2 separate regions of the Homo sapiens genome follow, and region 1 is linked to region 2. Evidence: chromatin loops called from intact Hi-C (ENCODE). Cell type or tissue: prostate gland. All regions are shown on one strand. Links, peaks and the distances in the headings refer to the core of each region. The heading gives the core; the rest is flanking DNA.

What was found. A loop is a pair of places that touch in the nucleus more often than their neighbours do. Peaks named below come from ENCODE experiments on the same cell type or tissue, not always from the same donor. Only the 100,000 strongest peaks of a DNase experiment are listed, where the experiment ranks them.
Region 1: a loop joins it to region 2, with 2.3 times the contacts of the local background. A loop is called at or near these places in 3 of 110 quality-filtered maps.

What each region holds. Positions count from the first base shown.
Region 1 is chr19:29,242,055-29,250,391 of GRCh38, forward strand. No RefSeq gene overlaps it. Among named protein-coding and RNA genes, the nearest start is that of UQCRFS1-DT, 33 kb to the left of the region's middle. In prostate gland, for the core only: no CTCF peak of the experiment used is centred there; a DNase peak (open chromatin) is centred at 3,347.
Region 2 is chr19:29,190,204-29,198,540 of GRCh38, forward strand. No RefSeq gene overlaps it. Among named protein-coding and RNA genes, the nearest start is that of UQCRFS1, 19 kb to the right of the region's middle. In prostate gland, for the core only: no CTCF peak of the experiment used is centred there; no DNase peak of the experiment used is centred there.

The DNA.
Region 1 (8,337 bases), core at 122-8,121, 52 kb after region 2:
CTCTTATGTCGTAAGCATTCCCCATGTTACTGCATATTCTTCAGGAACAAAAATGTTTGACTCTATAATATTCAATCAGGCAGATAGACCCTCATTTATTTAACCGTTTTCCTACCAGTTTTCCTACCAGTGGATATATTTTTCAAATTTTCAACACTTACTTTCAAAACGCTTGAAGATCCTCACATAAAACTTTTTTGTATGTAAGATTATTTACTTATAATTGATTCACAGAAGTGAAATCTTAGGGTTGAAGGGCAGGAATTAGGGTTGCCACATTTAGCAGCTAAAAATGTAGGATTTAAATTTTTCATTTCAAATTATTTATCTGCAATTGAAATTTAACTGGGAGTTCTGTATTTTATCTGGCAACCTTAGCAGGAATATTTTTAAAGGTTTCCATACATATTTCCAATGCCCTCAGATTAGAAAAGAGAGAGAATGAGGGAATAACATCTAACATTCTATTTTGTGCCATGCACTCATTTAAATATTTTATGGCCATTTAAGTGCATTTAAGCTTTGTGTTGACCTCTAAGTTAAGGAATTATTGTGAGCCCTACTTTGCAGATGAAAAAGCAGAGGTCGACGAGGTTAAGTAAAATGTTCAAGACTACACAACTAGGACTCCGGGGGAACTAGAATTGAACCCGGGCAGCCTGACTGCTACAGTGTCCCCAGAAAGCCAAGGAAAGAGTGAAACAGGCCGAGAGAGGAGATTCAGGCTGTGACTCTTGAGAGAAGCAGACATCCACGGTCCGTCTTGCCCGGGTCCCCCTCGAAGTCAAAATCAGCCATGTGAGCAGTCTTTCCCGACTCAGAGACCCCAAATCCTCACCACACATTAGCAGGATATTGATCATTCACTGAACACATTGGGGCAAGACAGGGATCCACGCATAATGGAAATAATTTCATAAAATCCATTTTAAAACTGGTCAATCCCGTCTCGAGTTCCTCTCCAGCTGCCAGGCTGGTCCTTCCCATCTTTCAGCCTCCACACCCATCACTCCACTCAGCTAAAACACCCCCTCTACCACCTAGACCTGCCCTCCCTGGAAAGGAGAGGTTATACTTAATGAATCTCCCTGTTTTTCAAAATATCAGACAGTAAGGGACTTTATTCCTTCCTTCTTCCCTGTCTCCCATACATTTCCTTCCTTTCACTTCCTCCCTTCCCCATGTGACACTCACCAAGCACCAAGAAGATCTTCCTCCACCCAGAGGCAATGAAGACATCCCAGGCAACAGCCCTAGGCAGACCACAGAGGGTAGCCAGGCTCGAAGGCTTCAGACAAAGAGCCGGGAGGGCCCAGAGGGGACACAGCGCTCCCACCTGGGTAGCGTGTAAGACTTCATGGCACAGGTGCCGCTGAGCTGCGCACTGAAGGGCTGATAGATTTTGTACAGGTAGAGATGGATTGGAATTAGGCCAGGGGTGAAAGGGAAGCAGGGGGCTGCCCCTTCCCAGTGAGAACATTTTGAGGACGCAGTCTAGGGAAAGAGAGAGCAGGGCTTGAGCCTGAAGCAGACTGAGTTCTCCAGAATCCCCACGCATACTTATCAGCAACTCCTCGTGGCTGATGCCGAAAGAGTCCTGGGTGACGCCAGAGCTGGCTTCTGGGATCTTGTTGTGGGGAGCATCCCCACGTGGCCAGGACCCCCACCCATTGCTGGGACAATATACAGTTGATATGCATGGCTTCACCCAGGCCATCTTTTAAATGACTCACAAAATGCATCTAGGATTTTAAAACTGCTCATAAAAATGGATCAATCAGCACAAGGCTGAAATAACTAGTTCCTTTTGCTAGGAAAAAGAAAATGTGCTTCTTAATTATTGTACTGATTGCGTGAAAGTTTTTTTTTAAATGCAACAAAGAGGCCTCTGAAGGCCCTGTCCTTCTACCTGCCTATAGGGTAAAGAATCTAATTAAAACAAAGAAAATAGATGAATATTTAATGATATGATTTTCCCCCACTACTTTTTACTTCTCAACTTAACCCAGTGACAGCTCCAAAAATTCCTCCAACAAAGAACACGCAAAATCCCACGAGCGTGATCTATCAGAGCAGAGTTTGCATAAACAGCTCTGTGCTTCAGAGCTGACGCCACAACTCCTCCCTCAAGCCAGCCATGGCTGCTGCTTCCACAGCCCTCTGAGGGTGCCCTGGCCTCCTGTCCTAAACATCCCGGGCCTTCAGAGCTGCCTGCCCCTGAGGTCGGTCCTGACACTGCCCCTTTGTTATGAGGACCTTGGGAAAGTGGCCCAAGCACAGCGGCACTGCCTACGGGTTGCCAGAAGGATGCCACTGGACCAGGTAAGGAAGCACTTAGCGGAGTGCCTGACACAGAGCAGCCACTCAGCCAATGACTGGACGGCATCTGTGACTGTAACACACTTGGAGACTAAGGTCCAGGGGTGAGGGAGGGTGATTTTTCAGAAGTCACAGACAGATTGGTGGTAGAGCCATTGTGAATTACTCCTCCCTGTATTCTGAGTTACCTCCCATGTGTTGGCCTCCAGTGCTGGCTGTATTCTCTGCCACTAGTAGAATGGTCCTTCTTGCCTGGACTTCTGCGCTGGTCACTTTGGGCTACACAAATGCCTGTAGCTCTCCTCGGGACCTACCTTCATCCTATTCTAGAATGGGTAGGTATCCTTTTATATCTGCTAAATTACTTTTGATTCTAAGAGACAGAAAGTTTAAGCACACTGACTTAAGCCTAAAGGGGACTTCATCACTGAAATACCCTAGGGTAGAACTTCAGTTTCATAGCTGGATCCAGGGGCTGGACTGATGTCCCCAGAGCTTGGCTTCTCCCTCTGGCTTCTCTCTCCTGCAGCCTCCATTTTCAGATAAGCTGTCCTCTAGGGGTTGCAGGATGGTTCTTGAAGCTCTCACCTCTCATCTAAGCAAGTAAGCAAGCCCCACCCCCCCGCATAGGACTCCCAAAAAAAGTTTCATCATAGCTTATTGACTCAGGTAAAGTGGGCAACATGCCCATTCCTGAACCAATCTCCATGTCCAGAGACATGTGATGGAAGACTGGCAGGGCTATTTCCTCTGAGTTCCTGTGAGTATCATTAGTGCCTCTACTCATGAGTCTCCCAGGAGGAGGAAAGGGTGGGTTGTTCAGTAGTTTTCTTAGCCAGAACAAATTTTCACTAATAAATCTGTACTTCTGCGCTGGAGAACAGTGAAATGTGAGTGCAGGCAGTGATCACACAAGGAGACTAACACATCAAATTCAGCCCTCCGATGGACGGAGAGTAACTGCACTGGATCTTCGAATGTGGATTCATTGTCAGCATGAAATATTGGCAGAGTTCCCATAGACATTCTGGTTCCCAGCTTCCTTGGTAAAATTGGGTTGCGGCCAGAGAGGCATGTCCCTAGCTTTGCCCTGCTAGTCTTTACAGCAGGCTACAGAACCTGCCTTCACTGCTCTCAGTTACTGCCTGGGTGCTGTGGCCGGCTAAGTTTGCAACCCCTGGTGGAAGTCCACTCAGTGTTCATAAGAATTCCCCTCAATCTAGAGCACTGTTCAGAGTGAGTGCCTCCTTGCAGCTGAGCCCTCACACCAGGAATGCCACTTCTCCCATCTCCAAAGAGTGTCACAGCAGGCCTGGGAGGCAGATGGGCTGTTTGGGGGAAGGAAGCTGAAGACTGATGAGGTCGAAGGATACCGAGGTAGAAACAAGTGTTAACCTGTGTAGCCCAGGCAGTGGGAGGTAGAAGAGGAGGGCTTTCCTCAGACCCTATCCCTGGGCCTAAAATGGAAGAAACTCAGATATAGGGCCCTATGAAGTCCAAACGGGGAGCAATTAAAAGGTGCACGGGGCCAGGAGCAGTGGCTCACGCCTGTAATCCCAACACTTTGGGAGGCTGAGGTAGGCAGATCACTTGAGGTCAGGAGTTCAAGACCAGCCTGGCGAACGTGGTGAAACCCCTTCTCTACAAAAATACAAAAATTAGCTGGGTGTGGTGGTGGGCGCCTGTAATTCCAGCTACTTGGGAGACTGAGGCAGAGAATTGCTTGAACCTGGGAGGCGGAGGTTGCAGTGGGCTGAGATCGTGCCACTGCATTCCAGCCTGGGCAACAGAGCAAGACAGTCTCAAAAAAAAAAAAAAAAAAAGACCGTGGTCAGCATCTTCTGTCTCTCCACCTTCCCCATCTCCCTGCCTAGCGGGAGGACAGGAGCAGCACCAGGATGGCAGACATGACACCTAGGCTGCTGGGCAGTTTCACCTTCCCTCCATCCACACCTTTCCCCACAACCCTGGGGGTCCCCTGAAAATCCGTTTCTCAGGCTGACAGCTGTTCTGTAGGTGTGGGATGGGGGCTGGTGTTCAGGTAAGCCAACCCAGATGACAGCAAGACAGACAACTTTCTCAAAAGTAAAATACAGCCAGGCGTGATGGCTCACACCTGTAATCCCAGCACTTCAGTAGGCCAAGGCAGGAGGATTGCTTGAGGCCAGGAGTTCTAAGCCTGGGCAAATAGCAAGACCACCAAATTTTTAAAAAATTAGCTGGACATGGTGGCATGTGCCTGTTCCAGCTATTTGGGAGGCTGAGCAGGAGGATCACTTGAGTCCAGGAGTGGGTTATGGTCGCACCACTGCACTCCAGCCCGGGTAACAAGGGAAGACTGTCTCTAAATTAAAAAAAAAAAAAAAAGTAATCAATTTCCCTCTTGTGGTGGCATCTCACTCCCACATACACCCTAAATCTGCCCCTTCCTCTCCACCTGTTTTGCCTTCAGCCTAGACCTAGCCCCATCATTCTTACCTGGACAGCTGCTCCTTCTTTTTAACTATTATGGTTATTTTTAGAGACAGAGTCTCATGCTGTCACTCAGGCTGGAGCACAGTGGTGCAATCACGGCTCATTGCTAGCTCAATCTCCTGGGCTCAAGCAATCCTCCCACCTCGGCCTCCCAAGTAACTGGGACCACAGGCACGAACCACTGTGCCTGGCCAGCTCCTTTCTTTCTCCTGGACTCCCGCCAGCCACTCTTGCCCTGCCACACACCCACAACCTGCTTAAAATCTGCAAATGGCTTCTGATTTCACAGGGATAAAATCCTTACTATTTGCAGAGGCCTAAGAGGCCTTTAGTGATGCATCTCCCTTCATTTTTGCCGCTCCTGCCCCATGTCAGATGCTGGGGGTGCCTCACCCCTTCCACCTGTCCTTTGCTGAGGGGCAGTGCCCTGCTCCACGCTCCACCCTGTGGCCTAGAACTGCACCTGTCACAGAGTGGGTGCCAAATGAAGGAATAAATGCATGAATGCATGAATGAATGAACATGGTTTGGAAACAATTTGAGCAGTCTGAACTTCTGTTTATCAGTAAAGACAAGTATTTTTGAATCCCTATAGACCTCATTTAAAAATTTAGCTTGGGTACAAGGATGGTGCGGAGAAACGGGAAAGTTGGCATTATTTTACAGTTTATTTAATTCTCTCCTCCTGCTGGCACTAATTTAATTCATCTCCATAGCTAACGGAAGGACGGAACTGAAATATTAACCTCAAAGGCGGTGCGGAAGCAGATAATGGGGCTGTGCCTGCAAGCACAGAGTAGAAAGATAAAAGAGAGGGACGGCTGCTTCCAGGGGAGAATTATGCGGGGAGAGAAGTATAGAAGCCTTTTTTCTAATGGTTCATTTCCTTTCTCTTTAGTCCAAAGTGATAAAAGCAAATAAATTTGTGTTTAGAATCACAGACATAGTACAGGACCATTATAAAAAGACATCTTCCCAGTGAAACTTTGTCAGAAGTTCTTAATGTCAAAAGCGTGCAAAGTGGATTAAAATATCACAGGCAAGCAGCAGAGATTGTCAAAATGACAGAAGATTATTAAACCTGTATATTTATCCCTTCATTTTCATCTCCACATGAGACCCCAGCGTGGTGCTGTTTCTGTGTGAAGCCCTCGGCCACGTGGCCAGCTGAATGTGGGCGGGGACCCGCCTGGGCAGAGCCCAAGATGCCGTCCCAGCTCCCCGGCCTCTGGCTTGAACAGAGTCCAATCTAAGAGTCAGAATACACAGAGAAAGTGGCCCTTCTGCCTGGCTGACATTTAGCTGTCATTCCTTCCCTCCTGAGGGAACTCGTGGGCAGTGACAGCAGAAAACACTGCAGGGAGAAGGAGCGGGAGTGCAGGGCCAGCTGTGAGATTGGCATGGGGTGACTCCTTCTGTCTGCAGGGTCCCTGGGGAAAGAAGAGCAGGTGGGCGCCTCGAGGCTCCTTTCTCTCTGGGTGAGTTCTAGCAGCTACCACCGATGGGGAGTATCCTCTGTGCCTGGCTGTGTACCTGGGCTTTGGACGCATTCTCTCATTTATCCTCATCACAGCCCCTGAGGAGGGGGCTGTTGTCCTCCCCATTTGACAGATGAGAAAACCATGGATTAGAGGCCAAGAACTTGGCCAGGGTCTGCAGCTGACACCTGATGGCGCTAGGTTACAGCCCAGCTCTGCCCGATTCCAAAACAAAGCAATCCCTCCGTGGTGCCCCCTCTAAGGCAGCTCCAGGGGTAAAAAGCATGTAGTCACTGTGGACGCATAGATAGGGATACAGAAAGCTCTTCAGGACAGCATGTCCAGGGCACAGGCAGCTGCAGAGCAGTGGCTCCAGGCTGGAAGAGCTCAATACGTCTGCATTGGCTTATAACAGCTCTGGAAAGGTGCTCGGTGGGAACAGGTGGGCCAGCAGTTGGGAGCTGGGGGATGGAGGCAGGAAGGGAAGCGAGACCTTCATTTCACTGTTGACCCTATTGTGCTGTTTGAATTTGTCTTTCTGTGTGCATGGATTTGAAAACACATATGGTAAAACAACATGAAAAGTAGCTTGGCTAGATGGAAAAAGAAGCCTGGGAGTTCGCCTCCTCACCTGACCTCTCCCTATTGCACACACACCTTGCTTCCATCTGCCAGGCTGGGGTTGCCCAGGCCCCTGCCTCATTTCTGAGCCAGGATCTCCTCAGGGCTCTTTCCCTCTTCACTCGACTGCCTGCTCTCCTCTCCCTTTCAGCACAAGTCTTGCTCCTCTTCAGCCTCAGCTCTATTTCTGCCTCCTCCAGGCAGTCTTTCCTGACTACCCAAAGCCCTCTGTCCTCTCTCAAGATGGTGCCCAGCAAAGAAAACTTTCCTGTCCATAGCCCAGACTCACAGCCTCACTGGTATGGTTTGGATCTGTGTCCCCATCTAAATCTGATGTTCACTTGTGATCCCCAGAGTTGGAGGTGGGGCCTGGTGGGAGGTGATTAGATCATGAGGGTGGTTTCTAATGGATTAGCACCATCCCCCTAGTGCTGCTCTCATGATAGAGTTCTCACGAGATCTGGTCATTTAAAAGTGTAGCTCCTTTCCCCTCTCTCTCTCCCTCCTGCTCTGGCCAGGTAAGACGTGCCTGCTTCCCTTTTACCTTCAGCTGTGCGCCATGATTGAAAGCTTCCCAACGCCTCCCAAGAAGCCGTCACACTTCTTATACAGCCTGTGGAACTCTGAGTCAGTTAAACATCTCTTCTTTATTAATTGCTTGTCTCAGATGTTTTTTCTTCCTGTTTTTCTTTATTATTATTATTATTATTATACTTTAAGTTCTAGGGTACATGTGCACAACTTGCAGATTTGATACATAGGTATACATGTGCCATGTTGGTTTGCTGCACCCATCAACTCACCATTTACATTAGGTATTTCTCCTAATGCTATCCCTCCCGCTCTGCCCACCCCACGACAGGCCCTGGTATGTGATGTTACCCGCCCTGTGTCCAAGTGATCTCATTCTTCAATTTCCACTTGTGAGTGAGAACATGTGGTGTTTGGTTTTCTGTCCTTGTGATACTTTGCTGAGAATGATGGTTTCCAGCTTCATCCATGTCCCTGCAAAGGACATGAATTCATCCTTTTTTATGGCTGCATAGTATTCCTGGTGTATATGTGCCACATTTTCTTAATCCAGTCCATCATTGATGGACATTTGGGTTGGTTCCAAGTCTTTGCTATTGTGAATAGTGCTGCAATAAACACATGTATGCACGTGTCTTTATAGTAGCATGATTTATAATCCTTTGGGTACATACCCAGTAATGGGATTGCTGGATCAAATGGTAATTCTAGTTCTAGATCCTGGAGGAATCGCCCCACTGTCTTCCACAATGGTTGAACTAATTTACACTCCCACCAACAGTGTAAAAGTGTTCCTATTTCTTCACATCCTCTCCAGCGTCTGTTGTTTCCTGACTTTTTAATGATTGTCATTCTAAGTGGCATGAGATGGTATCTCATTGTGGTTTTGATTTGCATTTCTCTGATGTCCAGT
Region 2 (8,337 bases), core at 281-8,280:
TCTCTACTGAAAATACAAAAATTAGCCAGGCATGGTGGTACATGCCTGTAATCCCAGCTACTAGGGAGGCTTGGGCGGAGAGTCTCTTGAACCCGGGAGGCAGAGCTTCCAGTGAGATCACGCCACTACACTCTGGCCTGGGTGACAGAGTGAGACTCCGTCTCAAAAAAAAATAATAATTTTTAAAAATTTACAATTATTTCTGACTTTTTGAAGCTTCTGGCCTAGTGGTGTCCCCCTTGTCGAGTGAGTCTGCTGGTTCCCCTGTGAATGAAGTGCTACTGGCAATTCAAACGGCTTGCCTGCCGAAGCTCTTTACGTCCCTCCAAAGTCACATGCTGATCAGATTATTTTATTAAAGAACAGAGTTATTGCAAAGGAGTGCAGCTATTCACAGAACACAGGAAAGCAAGCAGCCGGACCCCAGCTTCTCCCTTAGTTGGCTTGAAAGTTCGAGTGCCAGTCTTCCTCCCAGCGGGGTGCACTGTGTGGGGGCCCAAGAAGCGTCCTGCCAGGAAGTGAGAACTGCAGGTGAGTTCCTGGGAGCTGAGGCTTTGGGGAGCTCTGGCTCTTCCTGCCTCACTGTCCACAATCCTTGGGCTAATTCTGGATGGCAGAGTAGGGTCAAGAATGCTAGCATCAAACCTTCCCTAATGTGGGCAGTTGAAGGGAGGTCAGGAGTGACAGGAAGTGAAGTCAGCAATGCTGAGCATCACCTAGGCAAGAAACAGGGAGGCCTTGTAGAAACTGTTTGGTGCTGCAAACCTGTGCCCCACTGAGGCATTATGGCTCCTCCTCCACGTGGAGTGTCTTCTCTGAGAGTGCCTCAAGGTGCGAGGGGCAGTGGGAAGATTGCAGAGTCCCAGGTCTGCTGCTTATTAACCTCGAGACTTCAGCAGTCACCGCACAGCTTCCAGACCTCGGGTGCCCACTTGTGAAATGGGAAAGCTGGGCTAGGCCAGTCATTCACATTTTGTGGCTATCGGCCAGGTCCCTGGTGCCCAGGCATGCAGCCACCTGCCGAGGGTGAGCTGGCACACAGGCAGCACCTGTTTCTGTACCTGACAGGGAGTGTCTCAACAGCAGATGACTCCAAAGTCAAGGCCCGTAGAGTCAACTCAGATTTTGATATGACTGCTCGGTCCCCAGAGCACTTTAGAAGAGTGATTTGGATAGGTCTATGGATGGACAAATGAAAATATCTGAGAAAGATGCTACTTCATGGGGTCCTTTCCTTTGAAGTGATCAGAAATAGCATAGAAGGCTGGGTGCGGTGGCTCATGCCTATAATCCCAGCACTTTGGGAGGTCGAGGCAGGTGAATCACATGAGGTCAGGAGTTTGAGACCAGCCTGGCCAACATGGCTAAACCTTGTCTCTATTAAAAATACAAAAATTAGCTGGGTGTGGTGATGGGCACCTGTAGTTCCAGCTACTCGGGAGGCTGAGGCAGGAGAATTGCTTGAACCTGGGAGATGGCAGTTGCAGTGATCTGAGATCACACCATTGCACTCCAGCCTGGGTGACAGAGCAAGACTCTGTCTCAAGAAATAGCATAGAAGGCTTTAGCAGGACCATTGATAACAGCAATACCTCTGTTTTGAAGAGTATAACCATAATGGAGGCTTCCAGGACTGAAGCTGAAGAAGAGCTTTCCAACACCAGTTGATAGACTACTGGGTAATGTCATAGTTAATGTTGCTAGAGTGGCCATTAAAATAACATAATTATGCTAAGTAGTTTGAAAAAAAGGAGAGAGAGAGTACAATGGAACACACTTGTGACATGAACTCTGGGTAATTGTGCTGAGATAATTTATGCCAATAACTCCTCGCAAACCCCCGTCAAGTTGAATGACTGTCTGCTGAGGGTCTCGCCCATTAGGTAATTTGATGGCTGGTTTAAAAAGAAAAGTGATAGGATAGGATTGTGTCTGGGCTAAATACAAGGTGAGGCTGAAGGGGGCAAAGTGCAAAACACCAATCAGCTGTGTTCTCATGTCAGATCAGGCCTGGCTAACACATTTTGGAACTGTTATAGAACGAGGATCTACCCCTGCGGTTTTCTAGAACATAGCTTGGGTTTTCTCCTGGTCACCTCAAGTTCTTCCCTTCAAAATCAAATGCCTTAGAGGTGCCACAAGGGCTGACTGGTTCAATGAGTTGTGCAGACTGTTCCATGGGCAGCTTTTTCTCCCTTAGTATATCAAGAGAATTCTCACAGTGAACTATTTTGTACAGGGGATAACTTTCATTAAGAAAAGCACATAGTCCAGCATTTTGGGAGGCCAAAGTTAGAGAATTGCTTGAAGCTAGGAGTTTGAGACCAGCCTGAACAACATAGTGAGACCTCCATCTCTACAAAACTTTTTTTTTAAGCCAGGCATGCTGGTGTACCCCTGTAGTCCCAGCTACTTTGGAGGCTGAGTCAGGAAGATCCCTTAGGCCCAGGAGTTGAAGACTGCAATGAGCTATGATTGTGCCACTGCACTCCAGCCTGGGTGACAGAGCAAGACTGTATATATAGATTTATACATTTTTTTGAGATATGGTATATATATACACACATATATATATATATATATATACACACACACACACACACACAAAATATAAAGATTCGTTTGTATGAAAAAAATGCCAGAATAACATACAGGGAAATGGTAAGAATGTTTATCTTTGGGTAAGATTTTTGGTAGTTTTTCTGTGTACTTTTCTGTGCTTTCAAGGTTCATTATGTTTGAATTAGAAAAGCTATTTAAAATGTCATCTTTCTTGAAGTTTTCTACACTTAATCTCTATCATAACTCTATCTTCTCCCACAACTGTGAAGAGTTTAATTCTCAATAAAAGAAAAATATTAGATCTTAAATGATCTTCCCTTGTTCCACCCTCAAATCAATCACTGATCAATTTCCCAGCTCCTTCTCAAGTTCAGTAAATAAAAGGAAACTGTCCAAAGGTAAAGTGCCCGCCATCTGCATCAACAGCCTTTACTGCTGGAATGTTCCACCCTTTCACTAGTCTACCCTCTCATTGTGTTCCTTCCTCCCCCAGGAAGTGCCAGTTCCTCAGCACAGCCCTGCAGCATTTCCTGGCAGCTCTGCCAGCCTCCTTACCTCACACTGCTATGAGAGCCACACCATTTCTCATCGATACTGCTTTCTACCCACCCACTCAACTCAGCAGTGAGCTCTCTCTTCCAGGAAAAACCATCTCATCCAAGTAAGTAGTGAGGGCAAATGACAAATACACCCTTTTCCTTAAAGAATGTGATTCACACGGGTCATCACGCTGAGCATCATCGACTCCTGGAATGCAATAGTGATGGTGGTAGCTGGAAGGATGGTATTAAGACTTACCTTTGGCCCTCTGCCTCCTGGTTTTCTTACACTATAATCTTTATAATCCATAATATCCTGTCCATCAAACAACCTGCAACCCTTTTCTAAGAATCTGAAAGTCACTTCTCTGGCCGGGCGCGGTGTCTCACGCCTGTAATACTAGCACTTTGGGAGGCTGAGGTGGGCAGATCATTTGAGGTCGGAGTTCCAGACCAGCCTTGCCAATATGGTGAAACGCTGTCTCTACTAAAAATACAAAAATTAGCCAGGCATAGTGGTGGGCGCCTGTAATCCCAGCTACTCGGGGGACTAAGGCATGAGAATCGATTGAATCCGGGAGGCAGATGCTGCAGTGAGCCAAGATCGAGCCACTGTAATCCAGCCTGGGCAACAGAGTGAGACTCGGCCTCAAAAAATAAAAATAAAATAAAAAGTGACTTCTCTGCTTCTTCCAAAGCAAGAGAGAGTCCCCACTGGTCACTGGATAAACTTGTGTGTTTCCGAGCGTTTTGGATCAGATTTATTGGCACTTACTGGAAGCAAAAAAGAGCCTGGAGATAGCTCTATTTTATTTCCATGATACCTAGTCCCCAGTTATATGACAACTCTAGACTGAGCCCAGCATGTAGAAGCCAGAAACTCATTGAGGTTTTTTTATCCAAATTATTTGCTATAAACATGAGCTTCCTTTAGGCCAGAGATTCACAAATTTGGCTTCACATTAGAATTGGTTGGGGGCTATAAAAAATCTCCATGCCCAGGTTGTTTCCATCCCATTTAAATCGGTTTAAACAACGATTAATGCCTGGAGGTGGGTCCAGGCATAGTTTTTAAAGCTTAGCAGTTGATTGCAACGTCTACCAAGTTTGAAACACTGGCCCGAGGCTGTGGTTTTCAATGATGCCTGAACATTGGAATCACCTGGAGATGTTTTAAAAGTTCTGACTGGCAGGAATGCCTGAGACTAATTAAGTAGCAGGCTCTGGGAGTGGATCAGGTGTCAGTGGTTTTTGAAGATCCTCAGATGATGCTAATGAGCAAACAAATTTGAGAACCGCTCCCCTAGACAAATCCCTTCATGAAAAGCACAAGGAAACCTCTTGGTGGTGTCCCTCACTTCCTGAAAATAGTAAAATTGGCTCCTTCCCTCAGACTACCTTCCCTGCCTATTAGCAAATGTCCATTCTTCCCATTGAGCCCATTGAACTTACTTCCTCCAGAGCAATTCATATTCAATGTCGTCCACTCTCACCTTCTGCAAGTAAATAACTTCCCATCCCACATGGCTCTGCCTCTCTCTATGGCTCTGTAATTCCTGCAATCTTTCCTGGCAACTGGACTGTTTTTGGCAAACACACAGACAGATACACAGCCTAGAGAGAATGTCACACTTTGACACTTGAGACTTGTTCATCTTGGAAAGGTGCAATAAATATCTGACAATAATGTAAAGGAAGAACACGTGCTAAATATATATATCCTTACCTGGGCAGGCAGCAGAGTGAAGAAGGGGGCGGGGAAAGGGGGCTTCAATTGGATAGGTAATATTTTATTCTTGAAAATCTGAAGCAAAATTTAACAAACTGTTAGCATTTGTTAAATTTGAATGGTAGGTTCATGGGTGTTTATCATTCTTGTGCTTTTTTGTATGCTTGAAATATTTCATTAAAAATTTAAGAGTCTGGTCGGGCACAGTGGCTCACACCTATCATCCCAGCACTTTGGGAAGCTGAGGTGGGTGGATCACCTGAGGTCAGGAGTTCGAGACCAGCATGGCCAACATGGTGAAACCCCATCTCTACTAAAAAAACAAAAATTAGCCAGGCATGGTGGTGGGCACCTGTAATCCCAGCTACTCGGGAGGCTGAGGCAGGAGAATCACTTGAAACTGGGAGGCAGAAGTTGCAGTGAGCTGAGATCATGCCATTGCACTCCAGCCTGGGCAACAGAGCAAGATTCTGTCTCAAAAAAAAAAAATTAAGAATCATAAAAATGTTTTCTAAAAGCTGTTCTCTCTATACACAGAGGATATTTATCCTACACACCAGTTACAGACAATAGAAGCAAGTTTACTGTTTCAATTTTCAACAGCGTTGGGATTTGTTTTTGTTTTTAGTGAGTTGAGTGGTTCTAGATTGGCATTGAACAATGTGGTAGCCACTGTTCATGTGTGTGGCTGTTTGAATTAACACTAAAATAACATGTAAAATTCATTTATTCAGATGCACTAGCCATGTTTCAACTGCTCAATACTGGCACGGATTGTAGAACATTTCCTTCATTACAGACAGTTCTATTGGATAGCTCTGGTCTAGATAATACATAATTACGTAACAAGATGCAAATGACTTTTCTACAATTAGTCTCCTGCTTCCCTTTGTATTGGCTTGAACTAAAGCCATCTGTGACTTAGAAGTTATGAGTGACACAAGTAAATAAATGGTAAGTCTATTGTTTTTAGTCTTTCTGGAAAACATTTACTAAACTCAAAATCACTGAACCCACATATCAAGAACTGCACATTTATAGCACTTTTGTGTATAGATGGATATCTAGGGCTAATATACAAAGCCTTGACCACTGACAAATACTGGGAAGTAGCTGTCTAATATTAATTAATAGGCGGGACCAACTGATGTTCAAAGTTGTCAGTAGGTCAGTTCAAATAGTAGGTCAGGAAGAATGTCTGCCCAGATAGTCAGGACAATATAATTTCAAGCTTTTCAAATTACCAAACGAAACAGGTTGCTACAGCAGGTAAAATAACACTAAATCTGTGGAAAGAAAAGCCCTACTTCCCACCTGCCCCCAACCCTGCGCTCCTGCTCCATTCTAACAGCACAGCCACGCACGTTCACACTCTGCTCATGCCAACGTAGTAAAGCAGCAATATAGACATACAGGGCATTTTTGTTTTTTACCAAAGAGAACTATGTTACACACTTCGCCATTTGAGCTTTTTCACTTAGCAATATGTCATAGTAGACCTCCTTATGCGTCTGTAGATATGAATAGAACTTTTTCCCCAATCTCTTTCTGCATATGCATTGAAATTCATACACATATATTCCACATACATAGATATATATTTCTGAACATATACTTATATATGTACACATTATATAATTTTATAAAATTATACAGTATAGTTTTTTGTAATTTTTATAATTTTCTTGTAAAATTAGTCTGTATAAGCATATATTCATAAATATATTCATATATATATGAATATACCATTCATAAATATATTCATATATATACACATATATATACACACACATATATATACATATACATATATATATATATATACACACACACACATATATATATATATATACACACACCAATATACCATTCATGCCGGGCAGGGGCAGGAGGCAGGCAGCGGTGTTTTCATGCATTTTCTGTGATAGCTAGCTTGCGTCTTTTGTACCTACTCTCTTCCCTGGCCCTTCCCCCACCAGAACCATCTCAATCCCAGATCATTTACGTTAGCAAGATCTAGTTTCTTCCACATGTTTTCCATATAAATACGATCATATACCTATTCATATAATCACAAACAATGACTTTTTTTTTTTGAGACAGAGTCTCGCTCTGTTGCCCAGGCTGGAGTGCAATGCTGCGATCTCAGCTCACTGCAACCTCTGCCTCCCAGGTTCAAGCAATTCTCCTGCCTCAGCCTCCTGAGTAGCTGGGACTACAAGCATGCGCCACCAGCTAATTTTTGTATTTTTAGTAGAGATGAGGTTTCACCATGTTGGCCATGCTGGTCTCGAACTCCCGACTTCATGATCCACTCACCTCGGCCTCCCAAAGGGCTGGGATTACAGGCATGAGCCATTGCACCTGGCCTACAACAACTTCTTATTGTTCCCTTTATGTCATTGTCACTTAGTTTGGGACCACTGTAATTTCACCAAAGCAAACATCTTTTTTTTTTTTTTTTTTTTGAGATGGAGTCTCACTCTGTCGTCCAGGCTGGAGTGCAGTGGCACAATCTCTGCACACTGCAAGCTTCGCCTCCCAGGTTAACGCCATTCTCCTGCCTCAGCCTCCCAAGTAGCTGAGGCTACAGGTGCCCGCCACCACACCTGGCTAATTTTTTGTATTTTTAGTAGAGACGGGGTTTCGCTGTGTTAGCCAGGATGGTCTCGATCTCCTGACCTCGTGATCTGCCCGCCTCAGCCTCCCAAAGTGCTGGGATTACAGGCGTGAGCCACCACGCCCGGCCACAAACATCTTTTTACATTCATATTGGGGGAAATTTGGCCAGATATCAGGCAAAATTCACCCCCAATATTTCACGTAGTTTCTTTTCTATTTTCCCTAAGCATTGGATGGTTTGAGAAATAAAGAGACAGAGTACAAAAGAGAGAAATTTTAAAGCTGTGCATCCAGCTGAGACATCACATGTCGGTAGGTTCTGTGACGCCCCCTGAGCCGTAAAACCAGCAAGTTTTTATTAGGGATTTTCAAAAGGGGAGGGAGTGTATGAATAGGGTGTGGGTCACAGAGATCACGTGCTTCACAAGGTAATAGAATATCACAAGGCAAATGGAGGCAGGGCGAGATCACAGGACCACAGGACCACAGGACTGGGGCAAAATTAAAATTGCTAATGAAGTTTCAGGCACCATTGTCATTGATAACATCTTATCAGGAGACAGGGTCTGACCAAAAATTTATTAGGTGGGAATTTCCTTGTCCTAATAAGCCTGGGAGTGCTATGAGAGACTGGGGCTTATTTCATCCCTACAGTTTCGACCATAGAAGACGGCCACACCCAAGGGGGCCATTTTAGAGGCCCACCCTCAGAGGTGCATTCTCTTTCTCAGGGATGTTCCTTGCTGAGAAAAGGAATTCAGTGATATTTCTCCCATTTGCTTTTGAAAGAAGAGAAATATGGCTCTGTTCCACCCGGCTCACCGGCAGTCAGAGTTTATCTCTCTTGTTCCCTAAACATTGCTGTTATCCTGTTCTTTTTTCAAG